4 separate regions of the Homo sapiens genome follow, and regions 1, 3 and 4 are each linked to region 2. Evidence: chromatin contacts called from ENCODE Hi-C or POLR2A ChIA-PET data. All regions are on one chromosome and are shown on one strand. The core of a region is the stretch at or near the end of the contact, and the rest is flanking DNA. Distances in the headings are between cores, read along the strand shown. Region 1 has its middle 19 kb from the start of LSM4. Region 2 has its middle 37 kb from the start of ARRDC2. Region 3 overlaps UNC13A (unc-13 homolog A). Region 4 holds the start of LSM4 (LSM4 homolog, U6 small nuclear RNA and mRNA degradation associated).

Region 1 (3,062 bases), core at 170-2,669, 260 kb before region 2:
GAGATGGGGCATGTGGGGTCCAGGATGTGGCCTGCCCTGAACCTCACAAACCCGCCCCCTCAACACAGGCAGGGGCAGCAGTTGGGGGCCCGGGCCTGGAAGCCTTGGGATGCACCGGCCCACGGCACCCACCTGCCTGTTGGACAAGAGCATTTTTTTTTTTTTTTTGAGACGGAGTCTCGCTCTGTTGCCCAGGCTGGAGTGCAGTGGCACAATCTTGGCTCACTGCAACCTCTGCCTCGTGTGTTCAAGCGATTCTCTTGCCTTAGCCTCCTGAGTAGCTGGGATTACAGGTGTGCACCAACACAGACGGCTAATTTTTGTATTTTTAGTACAGACACAGTTCCACCATGTTGGCGAGGCTGGTCTTGAACTCCTGATCTCAAGTGATCCTCCCGCCTTGGCCTCCCAAAGTGCTGGGATTACAGGCATGAGCCACTGCGCCTGGTCGACAGGAGCATCTCTTGGCACACCCCATGCCCCTACAGTGTGGGCCGTGCAGGGGGCTGGGCTCACAGGGCGAGGTGGGTGGGGCAATGTTTAGAGGAGGAGGGAAGGAAGGGTGGGGAGCAGGGAGGCCCCATTTGCAGCTCCTGCCCCATGTCCTAGACTCACCGGCCCTTAGAGGCCTCTGGGGCTCTCCAAGGGGCCTGGGCTCCTTCCTCCCAGGGGTTGTGTGTGTCACGAGGCGTGGATCAAATCCAGGAGCTCTGGGGTCAGGCATCCTGGGAAGTTGGGATGGGAAAGCCCTCGAAGGCCCCTTCCCCTTCCTGATCTCCGTTTGGTTTTTTCTCCCTGACCAGGCTCTGAACTCAGAATGTGTTCCAACACCCCCTAGGTGCCTTCTCACCATTCAGGGTCCCAGGTGCTGGGGCTAATCCCCGGGCTCTTTTGCCTGCGTAATTGTGGCTTCTTGCCGGCGCAGCCAGACGCAGAGCCGGCTCTGACCTTTCCAGCCCGGCAGCTGCGGGCTCCTGGCCCGTGACTTGAGCCGCAGAGTCCCCTCGTCTGCCTCTGCCAACTTGGCCTTGTGGGCTAGAGTGGCCCCTGCTTAGGGGCAGCCAACTTCCAGAAGCTTCCGGCCCCCCTCCCTCGAGCTGGGTGTCGGACCAGCTCTGTGTTTCATTCTTCCTGGTTGGTTTCACAAAGCCTCATCCTCAGCCCCCTCAACAAGAAAAGAAACCAAAAGCACCAGTCTAGTTCCTAAATCCAAGGCTTCCAGGTCTTTCTGTCCCTCCGATGGTCTGTGCCCTCCTCACCCAACTGGGGCTGCCTTTATCGTAGATGGTCCCCACCCGCCCCCAGACCTTCTCGCCTGGAGTTTGCTTTCTGTTAGGGAGGCCCACGCCTGGCGCTGTGCTGTGACTCAGCCGGGGGCTGAGCTCTGCAGGGCCAGCCCACAGTCCCCCGCCAGAGTGCGACAGGCCCGGGTCGGCTGCTGACGCCACCTCATCCTGGAGCCAAACACCCGCTTCAGGGACAAAAGTGCAGAGGCTGGCCTTGGGCAGTGGCCCCCGAGAGGCAGCTGTGGGAAGCCATCCCTCTCTCCTCCTCCTCCTCCTCCTTCTCCTTCTCCTCCCCCATCCCCCTCCTCTCACTCCCCATCTTCCTCCCCATTCCCCTCCTCCTCCATCCTCCTCCACTCATCCCCCACTCCCATCCCCCATCCCCCTCCTCTCTCTCCTCCTCCTCTCCTCCTCTGGGCTTCACCTGCTGTTCCCAGCACTACTCTGACAGCCACCCCCAGATGGCCTGTGTCCCTGTCACCTCCCTCCCCACCTTCTTCTTTTGGAGCCCAGGGCCTGGCACGAGCCTGGCACTAGGGCCACTTGCCTTGTCCCAGGTGCTGGTGACACAGCCCCGGCAATCCTTCCCTTCCACAGGAGTGAGCCAGCCACAAGCATATGCATATCAAATGCATAAATGCTGTAAAAAGAAGAAACCAGGCCAGGCGCAGTGGCTCATGCCTGTAACCCCAGCACTTTGGGAGGCCGAAGTGGGCGGATCACCTGAGATAAGGAGTTCAAAACCTGGCCATCATGGTGAAACCCCATCTCTATTAAAAATACAAAAATTAGCCGGACGTGATGGCACAAACCTGTAATCCCAGCTACTCAGAAGGCTGAGGCAGGAGAATCGCTTGAACCTGGGAGGCGGAGGTTGCAGTGAGCTGAGATCGCGCCACTGCACTCCAGCCTGGGCGACAGATCGAGACTCTCAAAAAAAAGAAAAAGAAACCAGAAACAGGGCGGGCTCGTGAGGAGGTGAATGAAGAGGTGGTCAGGGAAGGTGAGAGAAGGACACTGAAGATTCAGGAAGGGCCTGAGAGACGAGGGAGCCAGCCACCTTGGGAAAGAACATTCTGGACCAGCAGGGGTCAGGAGGACAGTCCCGTGCAAAGGCCCTGTGCCCAGGGGACACAGGAGCAAACAGAAGGGCAGGAAATGGGGAGGATGTGGGCCCTGAGTGACATGAGAAGCAGCCACAGAGGGTTCTGGAACAGTCAGAAGCAGGGGTGGAAGCAGGAAGGGGGCAGTGCTGGGGCCTCAGGGCAGGGAGGAGGAGGCTGCCAGGGCCTAGGCTGACCAGCTGGCCTTGCCCAGGAAGTGCAGGACCCCGAGGTGGCACCTCCTTTCCACAGAGCAAGAGGAGGCCGGCTGGGTGCTGTGGCTCACAGCGGCAACTGTAATTCCAACACTTTGGGAGGTCGAGGCAGGCGGATCACCTGAGGCCAGGAGTTTGAGACCAGCCTGGCCAACGAGGTGAAACCTTATTTCTACTAAGAATACAAAAATTAGCCAGGTGTGGTGGCACGTGGTGCCTGTAATCCCAGCTACTCAGGAGGCTGAGGCAGGAGAATTGCTTAAACCCAGGAGGCAGAGGTTGCAGTGAGCCAAGATAGCGCCACTGCACTCCAGCCTGGGCGACAGAACGAGAGTCTGTCTCAAAAAAATGATACTACTAATAATAAATTAAAAATTTTTTAAAAATTTAAGAGGAGGTCCAGTCAAACCAAGTCTCGAGTGGACAAGAAGCTGCTGGCCACACAGAGAGAGCCGGAA
Region 2 (2,901 bases), core at 124-2,623:
AAGCCTCTGTGGCTCCCACCTTCCTCAGAGTAAAAGCCAAAGTTCTCCCCCCAGACCTCAAGGCCCTGCTTGGTCTCACGGCACCATCGCCTCTTCCCTCCCCACCCTGCTTAATCGACTTAGGCCACCTCAGCCTCCTCCAAGCTCCTCCGGTGAGTCAGACAGGCTCCTGCCTCGGGGCCTGTCTAAAGGCTGTGCTTTCCCGGGGACCATCTTCCCAGAGACGCCCATATGTCTCCCCTACCTCCTTTGGGTCTCAGTTCAATTGTCATCGTCACCCACACTCTCTCTCCCTCCTCTGCCATCAGGAATTTGTATCTCTGCCAGGCGCGGTGACTCATGCCTATAATCCCAGCACTTTGGGAGGCTGAGGTGAGCGAATCACTTGAGGTCAGGAGTTCAAGACCAGCCTGGCCAACATGGTGAAATCTCATCTCTGCTGAAAAATACAAAAATTAACTGTGTGGTGGTGGGAGCCTGTAGTCCCAGCTACCAATCCCAGCTACTTGGGAGGCTGAGGCGGGAGAATCACCTGAGCCTGGGAGGTGGAGGTTGCAGTGAGCTGAGATTGTGCCACACTGCACTCCAGCTTGGGCAACAGAATGAGACTCCGTCTAAAAAAAAAAAAAGAAAGAAAAAAAAAAGAATTTGTATCTCATTCATGGTGGTGTCGCTGGCTCCTGTACACAGCCGGGGCTTAATGAGTGTGCTCACAGATAATAATCTTATGCTGATAAAAAGAAATGTTTCCCCAGATGCCTGCTGTGCTTTAGGCCCTGGGCTGTGGTCTGGGGACACAGCCGGGGACAACTGAGAGCAATCTTGCCCTTGTAGGACTCATGGTCTGGGGACAAAGGTGGGACCCAGAGGACATTATGCACCTGAAGCGATGCATCTGTAATGTGGAATCAGGTGTTGAAAAGTGTGATGAATAAAGTAGAATACATGACCAGATGCAGCAGAGGGAGGGTGTTTCCTGATCAGGCAGTCCTGGAGGGCTTCCTGGAATAGGCGACATTTGGGGCCAAGGCCTGAATGAAGAGAGGGACATGCCCCTTTGCAGCAGCTCTGGTGGCCATGTGTTTCTCACTAGTTCACAGATAAGGAAACTGAGGCTCAGAGAGGTGAAGTCACTTGTCCAGCATCCCCAAATCCAAACTCCCCAGCCAGGAGCCTGCAATCCCCTTTCCCCATGGTGCCCAGTTGCAGATGGGCAAACCAAAGTCCAGAGCAGCGCCTCCACACCCCAAGGTCTCCCAGGAAGCTACTCGGCCCTCCTCCACCCTCCTTCTCCTCCCCCGCGCAGCTTTACTGGGGGACTTTCTCACAGGGAGGAAAAACAGCGACAGCTGGTTTCACAAGTAGGTGGCCCAAGCCGCAGACCGGTTTCGGTTTGCAAACAACTTCTGGCTCTGACTGCCTGCTGCTGGGCTGAGCAAACCCAGAGGTAAGAGCCCCGTATCAATCCATAAGAGGAAATGGGCACCAATCTGTCAGCTCAGGGTCTGGCTCATGGGCAGCAGGGCCAGGAGATGGGGGTGCACTGAACCCTCATCTCCACTTAGTCTTTTTTTTTTTTTTTTTTGAGAAGAGTCTTGCTCTGTCGCTCAGGCTGGAGTACAGTGGCGCGATCTCAGCTCACTGCAACCTCTGCCTCCCAGGTTCAAACTCACTGCAGCCTCAGCCTCCAAAGTAGCTAGGACTACAGGCACACGCCACCACGCTTGGCTAATTTTTGTATTTTTAGTAGAGACAGGGTTTCACCATGTTGCCCAGGCTGGTCTCAAATTCCTTACCTCAAGTGATCTGCCTGCCTCAGCCTCCCAAAGTGCCAGGATTACAGACATGAACCACTGCGCCCAGCCTCCACTTATTTTTTATTTTATTTTATTTTTTTTGAAACAATCTCACTCCATCACCCAGGCCGGAGTGCAGTGGCGTGATCTCGGCTCACTGCAACCTCCGCCTCCCAGGGTTCAAGCAATTCTCCTGCCTCAGCCTCCTGAGTAGCTGGGATTACAGGCATGCGCCACTACGCCCAGCTAATTTTTGTATTTTTGGTAGAGATGGGGTTTTGCCATGTTGGCCAGGCTGGTCTCGAACCCCTGACCTCAGCTGAACCGCTCTCCTCGGCCTCCAAAAGTGCTGGGATTATAGGCATCAGCCACAGCACCTGGCCCTTCACTTAGTCTTAATCACTCATCCAATCAACAATCAATGCTTATTTTATGCTTTGCTGTATTCCTGCATTTTATTATTCTCCCAGTACACTGGTACTAAGTGTTTAGTGTGTACCAGGTATTAGCTCATTTAAACATCTCAAACCACTGGAAAGAATCAACCCAGGCAATTATCTTGATTTCAGACTTCTCTCCAAAACTGGGAGAGAATAAATTTCTGTTGTCTGGAGCCCCCCAGGTTGTGCAAATTTGTTACATTAGCCCCAGGAAACTTACACAGCCCCCTCTCCAACCCCAAGTAAAAACTCACCTGTCCTCCTGCAGGTCCTCCAGGTCTGAGAGGGTAGTGCTTACCTCCGGCACTCTGGCCAGGAGCAGGAAGGTATTTCTCTTTGCGGATTTCTGGAGCATGTGGGTTGTGGACTCAGAGACACTTGGAAACTCCAGAGGTTTTTCCCAAGTGTCAGCAGCATGCACCCTCCCACAGCCATTTGTGAGTTTCTCATGAATACATCTTGGGGAATCACTTGGTATTGGTGGATTTTGTAGCTTTTGCCAATCAAATGGCATCTACCTGGTGTTTTAATTTGCATCTTCCTGATCCTCAGTAAATGTTGATCATCTCTTTGCCACTTGTGCTTCCTCCTTCGTGAATTCCTACTCTGTGTTCTTTGTGGTGTTCATTATAGGAATTCTTTATATATGTTTGACAGTATTCCTC
Region 3 (2,749 bases), core at 66-2,565, 360 kb after region 2:
CACACACAAATCCCTTATTCCCGAAGCTCTCTGGAACTCCAGGTTCTTGGTGTTTTTTACACTGAAGGCTCAGTCTGGCTCTGGTCTATTTGTGTCAACGGAGGATAAGGGTCCTCATTTAGTGTCTCCCAGATGCGAAACCAGCACAGCTGAGGTCTTTTATCCTAAAGCCCATCCATCTCCCGCTGAAATGCCCTCCACCAACATCACACACAAAACGATCAAATCTCCTATAATCTATTTCTGGATTCTCTATGCTTCCTCCCTTCCCCCAAGCTAATCCTGGGGCGGGTGGGCTTTCAGAAGCCCTAGACGGCTGGATCTCCACCTCCTGTCTCCCCACCCCATCCCACGTGGCAGGTCAGGGAGCCAGTGCCCCAAGACTGCAGTCCCCCCTAATTAGAATCCAGGGTCAGTCAGCCATGTGGTTCACGCCTGTAATTCCAACACTTTGGGAGGCCGAGGGGATGGCTTGAGCCTTGAAGCCAGCCATAGCAACATAGCAAGACCCCATCTCTACAAAAAAAAAAAAAAAAAAAAAGGAATAGCCAAGCATGGTGATGCGCACCTGCAGTCTCAGCTACTCGAGAGGCTGAGTGGGGAGGATCGCTTGAACCTGGGAGATCGAGGCTGCAGTGAGCCATGATCACACCACTGCCCTCCAGCCTGGAGCCTGGGCAACAGAGAGAGACCCTGTCAAAAAAAAAAAAAAAAAAAAAAAGAAAAGAAAAGAAAAAAAAAGAAGAAGAAGAAGAGAAAAGAAAGAAAAAGAAAAGAATCCAGGGTATTCAAATCCTAGAATCCAGGCCAGGGACACCTTTAGAACACAACCAAATAATAAAAACAGTAAAGATATCAGTAATAATAATAATAGTATAAATGACACTATAATCATTCTGCAGAAGGGGTGAGGGAGGAAGAGGAGGGAAGAAGAGGAGGAGAAAGGAGAGGGAAGGGAGATCAGCCACTCCGTCTCCCCATTTTCCAGATGCAGAAACGGAGGCGCGAAGCCAGGCTGCAGGGGTGTCCCGCAGCCTGAACTCCTGCCTCAGCCTCCCCGGGTACGGCCACTACATTCATCAGTCAGCGCTTCTGGGGGCCCCAAAGACCTTTGAGGCCGCATGACGCGGTGTCTTCACCCGCTCGTCGCTGGGGACAGCAGTGGGCACCCCCCTCATCCCCGCCCCCCTGTCCGCCGGCGCGCCTCCCACGCCCTCCGCGCGCCCACGCTATAAATAGCCTCATGCGTGTGACCCGAAGCCCGCTGGGGAAGGGTGGCGCTTCCGCCCCGCTGACCCTGATACAGCAACCCGGCGCAGGCGGGGAGGTGGCGGGATGTGACGACGAAGACGGTGACTCAGGGACCATTTACTGACCGGGGAAGACAGGGAGAGAGACTGGGTTCCTTCTCTGAGCCCCCTTCCTCCTCCAAGCCTCTCCCCCGATACCACCCTCCCCTCTGCGCCCATCCCCCTTCCCGAATCCCCTCCCTCACCGCGAACACCCTTCCCTCCTGAGAACCCCCTCGCCACTCTCGGCCCCCTTTCCTGTCCCCTTTTCCCTCTGAGACCCCTCTCCCACTGGGAGCCCCAGTGATGAAAAATCATGGATGTCCTCAACCTGGACCTCGGCAGGGAGCTAAGTGCAGGAGCCTGGCTTCAGCTATCAGAGGGTACAGCCCTCCAGCCGGTCCCCCACTGCCTGAGGACCCCAACGGAGACCATTCCCCTCTAGCCAAGAGAGGCTGCAGGAAGGAGCTGAGGCTTAGGGAAGAGGAGCCGGACTGACCAAGGGAGGGGCACAAGAAGGGCAGAGACAGTGAGAGAGAGAAGGAGAGAACAGAGACCAAAAGAAGACGACCAGAGTGGAGAGAAATAGAACGGGGAGGAGGGAGATGAGAGACAGGGATTGGGAAAGAGAGAGAGAGAACAGATCAAGGAGCTACTGGGCTCCCCGCTGAGCCTAAATCCATGGTTTATAAAACAGGGCACAGTTGGAGGAGCTTCAAGTGAGCCCAGCCCAGTCTAGACCCCAGTGAGCCCCTTGTATCACCCCCCAGAGCCTGTCACTTTCCCACCCCCATATGCATCCCTACTTTTCTCCCCCAACTGCCTCTCCTCTCCCCAGTGTCTCCTCCACCTGCCTGCCCTCCCTAGTGGAAATCTTTCCCCCTCTCTCTTTTATTATTATTATTATTATTATATATTTTTTGAGACAGAGTCTTGCTCTGTCGCCCAGGCTGGAGTGCAATGGCGTGATCTTGGCTCACTGCAACCTCCGCCTCCTGGGTTCAAGCGATTCTCCTGCCTCAGCCTCCCGAGTAGCTGGGACTACAGGCGTGCACCATCATGCCCGGCTAATTTTTGTATTTTTAATAGAGATGGGGTTTTACCATGTTGCCCAGGCTGGTCTCGAACTCCTGACCTCATGTGATCCACCTGCCTCGGCCTCAAAGTGCTGGGATTACAGATGTGGGCTACCACGCCCAGCCTCTCTCCCTTTTAAATTATTATTTTTAGACATGGGATCTTACTACATTGCCCAGGCTGGTCTTGAACTCCTGGGCTCAAGGGATCCTCCTGCCTTAGCCTTCCTAGTAGCTGGGATTACAGGCATGTGCCTCTATGCCTGGTACTCTCGCTGTCTCCTTGTGTCTCTCTATTTCTCTCCATCTGTCCAGACTCTCCTCTCTTGCTTTCATGCCCATCATTTCTTCCTCTCTCCTCTCCCTTCCTCTCCCTGTATGAGT
Region 4 (2,915 bases), core at 244-2,743, 280 kb before region 2:
CCAGCACTTTGGGAGGCCAAGGTGGAAGGATCACCTGAGGTCAGGAGTTCGAGGCCACCTCCTGGCCAACATGGCAAAACCCCGTCTCTGCTAAAAATACAAAAATTAGCTGGGCATTGTGGCATGTGCCTGTAATCCTAGCCACTCGGGTGGCTGAGGCAGAAGAATCCCTTGAACCCAGGAGGGAGGGGTTGCAGTGAGCTGAGATCGCACCACTGCACTGCAGCCTGGGTGATAGAATGAGACTCCATCTCAAAAAAAAAAGAACAGGGTCTTCGCAGATGTAATTAAGGATCTTGAGATGACATTATCCTGAAATTTATGGTGGACTTAATAAGAGAAAGGAGTGTCCTTTACAAGAAAAAGGAGCGGCCGGGCTCGGTGGCTCACGCCTGTAATCCCAGCACTTTGGGAGGCAGAGGAGGGAGGATTGCTTGACCCCAGGAGTTCGAGACCAGCCTGGACAACATAGGGAGACCCTGTCTCTACTACAAAAAAAAAAAAGAAAAAAAAAAGGAGAGATACATTTGAGACTCAGAGACACACAGAGAAGGCCAAGTGACGACAAAGGCAGAACGCGGAAGGCTGCATCTACAAGCCAAGAACTCCAAGGATTCCCAGCAGCCACCAGAACCCAGGAGAGAGGCATAGGACACACAGATTGTCCTCAGAGCCTCCAGAGGGAGCCAACTGTGCTGACAACCTCACTTCATTATTCTGATCTCTTGAATTGTGAGAAAATCACGTTCTGTTGTTTTAAACCTCGCAGTGTGTGGGCATTTGTTACAGCAGGCCCCAGAAAACTAATAGCATTCGCCTATTTACTTTGTTTACTGTCTGTCTCCCTGAGGGCCACGAATTTTGTGTTTTGTTCATTCTGTGAGCAGAAACAGGCACAGAGTAGGTAATAAGTACTTAATATGTGCCAGACGCTGTTTTAAGTGCTTTTACATGGTTTCATTCATTTCATCCTTACAGTAAGCAACGTTTTGGAGCAGACACTACTATTTACAGGGAGCAAACTGAGGCCCCGAGGGTCGTGGTCAGGATTCCAACCTATTAAATGATGTTCCCTGGATAATTACAGAATCAGAAAACTAGGAGTCGGAAGGGCAACATCAGGCACGGCCCAATCACCACGAAGCCTCGATTTCTCTCTCTCTACTGCAAACGAAAGGCATTAACTGGCTTTGCCCACAGCGTGGAGCCCAGGAGACCGACGAAGGTTTCACCTGCGCACGCATTTCCTCACAATGCACCCCGCGCCGGCGCGCGTTGCTCCGCCTCCTTTTGCATTACAAGCCGCGGCACTTTACGGCTCTCGTCCTCGTTCCTCCGGCGGGAACACGGCCCGCCCCGCCCTTTCGCCCAGCGGGCCCCGCCCTACTCCGCGTGGATTGGTTGACCGCCCTTCGAGCCCGGTGCTGACTGGCTTGCGTCTCTGCCACTTTCTTTCAGCTTAGTGGCGCGCGGCGCGGCGACGACCGCCGGGAGCGTGTGCAGCGGCGGCGGCGGAAGTGGCCGGCGAGCCCGGTCCCCGCCGGCACCATGGTGAGGGCAGGGCAACTGCGGGGTCTCACCGGGAGGCGGGAACAGCAGTCGTTGGGATCCCTGCGGGCGGGCGCTGTGGGCTTGGTTGGCGCGGGGCGAACGTAAGGTCCGAGCCTCGAGTCCCGCCCCCCGGCACGAGGCTGGGAAACTGAGGCCGGAGACTGCAGGTGGCTCTATCACGTTCGTGTCTGGGATTTAGGGTTGCACGGACTTGTATCCACAGTACAGTGGCCTCGCCTTAGTTAGTTTTCCCAGTTTGCAGGTGGGGAAACTGAAGTAAAAAAAAAAAAGGTGGGGATCCGCCAAATGCAGCAGAGAGTTTTTGGGCAGGGAAGGGGTCCCTTACGCTTCGGGCCCAGTCTGACCTCCCTGATTGAAAACTAGAGTGCTGGGAAGTAGGGGGCCAGTCTGAGTTGTGAAACTTAGTTTTAGGAATTTCAGAGCTTGCAAGATGCTAGCAGCACAGCCTCCTAGGCCTCTTGGTTTCTGGCTGAAAAGCAGGCCTGGTGCTGGGGTGTGGTGTTTCTCCTTGGGTCACATAGCATGTCATTCCAGCGGAAGGGGGCGTTTTGAGCTAGGGGTGGACAAAGTACATCCTCCCAATACAAAGAAGGAAAAATTGCGGCCCAGGTCTCTGCAGGGCCCATTGTTTATGATTCTGGAAGTTCTGGATCTGGGCTAGAAAGTGCCCGTGTCCCCCACTGTGCAGATCGGAAAAGGAATTCAGAGCTGGGAGTTTCCTGGCCCATCAGCTTCTGGTCCTTCTTTTTTCAATGAGAGAAACCAAGGCCCTTGTTGGGGATGTGACTTCCAGACTCTGTGAGACAGTGGGAGATTCAGTAACCAGGAGGGTCCCCCAGGGGTGGCTGCATCAGAACTGTGGATTAGTGAGAACTCTCCCTAAATCCGGCTGGTCAGTGTGTAACCACCCAATGGGTTCACCTTGCCTGTCTTCCTAGACAGATTTATCAAGACAGGGGAATTGCAGTGGAGAAAGAGTATTTCACACAGAGCCAGCTATGCAGGAGACCAGAGTTTTATTATTGCTCAAATCAGTCTCCGCTGAGCATTAGGGGATCCGAGTTTTGAAAGATAATTTGGCGGGTAGGGGCTCAGGAAGTGGGGAGTGCTGATTGGTTGGAGCTTCCTGAGGTCGATGGAGTCATCGACGGGAGTGTTGAAGTGAGGTTTTCTTGCTGTCTTCTGTTCCTGGGTGGGATCGCAGGACTGGTTGAGCCAGATTACTGGTCTGGGTAGTGTCAGCTGATCCGTCAAGTACGGGGTCTGCAAAATATCTCAAGCACTGATCTTAGATTTTATAATAGTGATGTTATCCCAAGGAGCAATTTGGGGAGTTTCAGACT

Evidence for each region. Hi-C counts contacts between places; a loop is a spot of excess contacts on that map. ChIA-PET counts read pairs that join two places held with the same protein, here RNA polymerase II (POLR2A). Pooled maps may share reads with other maps.
Region 1: a loop to region 2 is called in a pooled map, with 3 times the contacts of the local background. The contact joins two enhancer-like sites. A Hi-C loop is called at or near these places in 2 of 50 pooled maps. POLR2A ChIA-PET finds 5 or more read pairs at or near these places in 3 of 52 experiments (B cell, activated B cell and naive thymus-derived CD4-positive, alpha-beta T cell).
Region 3: a pooled map shows a loop between it and region 2 (3-fold over the local background). The contact joins two enhancer-like sites. A Hi-C loop is called at or near these places in 2 of 50 pooled maps. POLR2A ChIA-PET finds 5 or more read pairs at or near these places in 2 of 52 experiments (WTC11 and activated T-cell).
Region 4: a pooled map shows a loop between it and region 2 (3-fold over the local background). The contact joins the promoter of LSM4 here to the enhancer-like site in region 2. A Hi-C loop is called at or near these places in 2 of 50 pooled maps. POLR2A ChIA-PET finds 5 or more read pairs at or near these places in 5 of 52 experiments (H1, HEK293, PC-9 and 2 more).

The regions. Positions count from the first base shown.
Region 1 is chr19:18,303,013-18,306,074 of GRCh38, reverse strand. No RefSeq gene overlaps it. Among named protein-coding and RNA genes, the nearest start is that of LSM4, 19 kb to the left of the region's middle. RefSeq lists enhancers at 601-1,106, 997-1,376. Within about 2 kb of position 1,419, at least 37 of the 41 ENCODE cell types and tissues checked have a DNase peak (open chromatin) inside an H3K27ac peak, as active enhancers do; they include B cell, where a contact is called at or near this core.
Region 2 is chr19:18,043,628-18,046,528 of GRCh38, reverse strand. No RefSeq gene overlaps it. Among named protein-coding and RNA genes, the nearest start is that of ARRDC2, 37 kb to the right of the region's middle. Within about 2 kb of position 1,373, at least 35 of the 41 ENCODE cell types and tissues checked have a DNase peak (open chromatin) inside an H3K27ac peak, as active enhancers do; they include B cell and PC-9, where a contact is called at or near this core.
Region 3 is chr19:17,678,862-17,681,610 of GRCh38, reverse strand. All of the region lies in intron 1 of UNC13A (unc-13 homolog A), which reads left to right. Among named protein-coding and RNA genes, the nearest start is that of UNC13A, 8.1 kb to the left of the region's middle. Within about 2 kb of position 1,315, at least 6 of the 41 ENCODE cell types and tissues checked have a DNase peak (open chromatin) inside an H3K27ac peak, as active enhancers do.
Region 4 is chr19:18,321,654-18,324,568 of GRCh38, reverse strand. LSM4 (LSM4 homolog, U6 small nuclear RNA and mRNA degradation associated) reads left to right here and starts at 1,493. Exons shown (of 5, transcript NM_012321.5): 1 at 1,493-1,551. The coding sequence starts at 1,549. LOC105372300 (a long non-coding RNA gene) reads right to left here. Exons shown (of 2, transcript XR_007067157.1): 2 at 2,572-2,835. RefSeq lists enhancers at 352-954, 1,153-1,372 and a silencer at 1,433-1,612.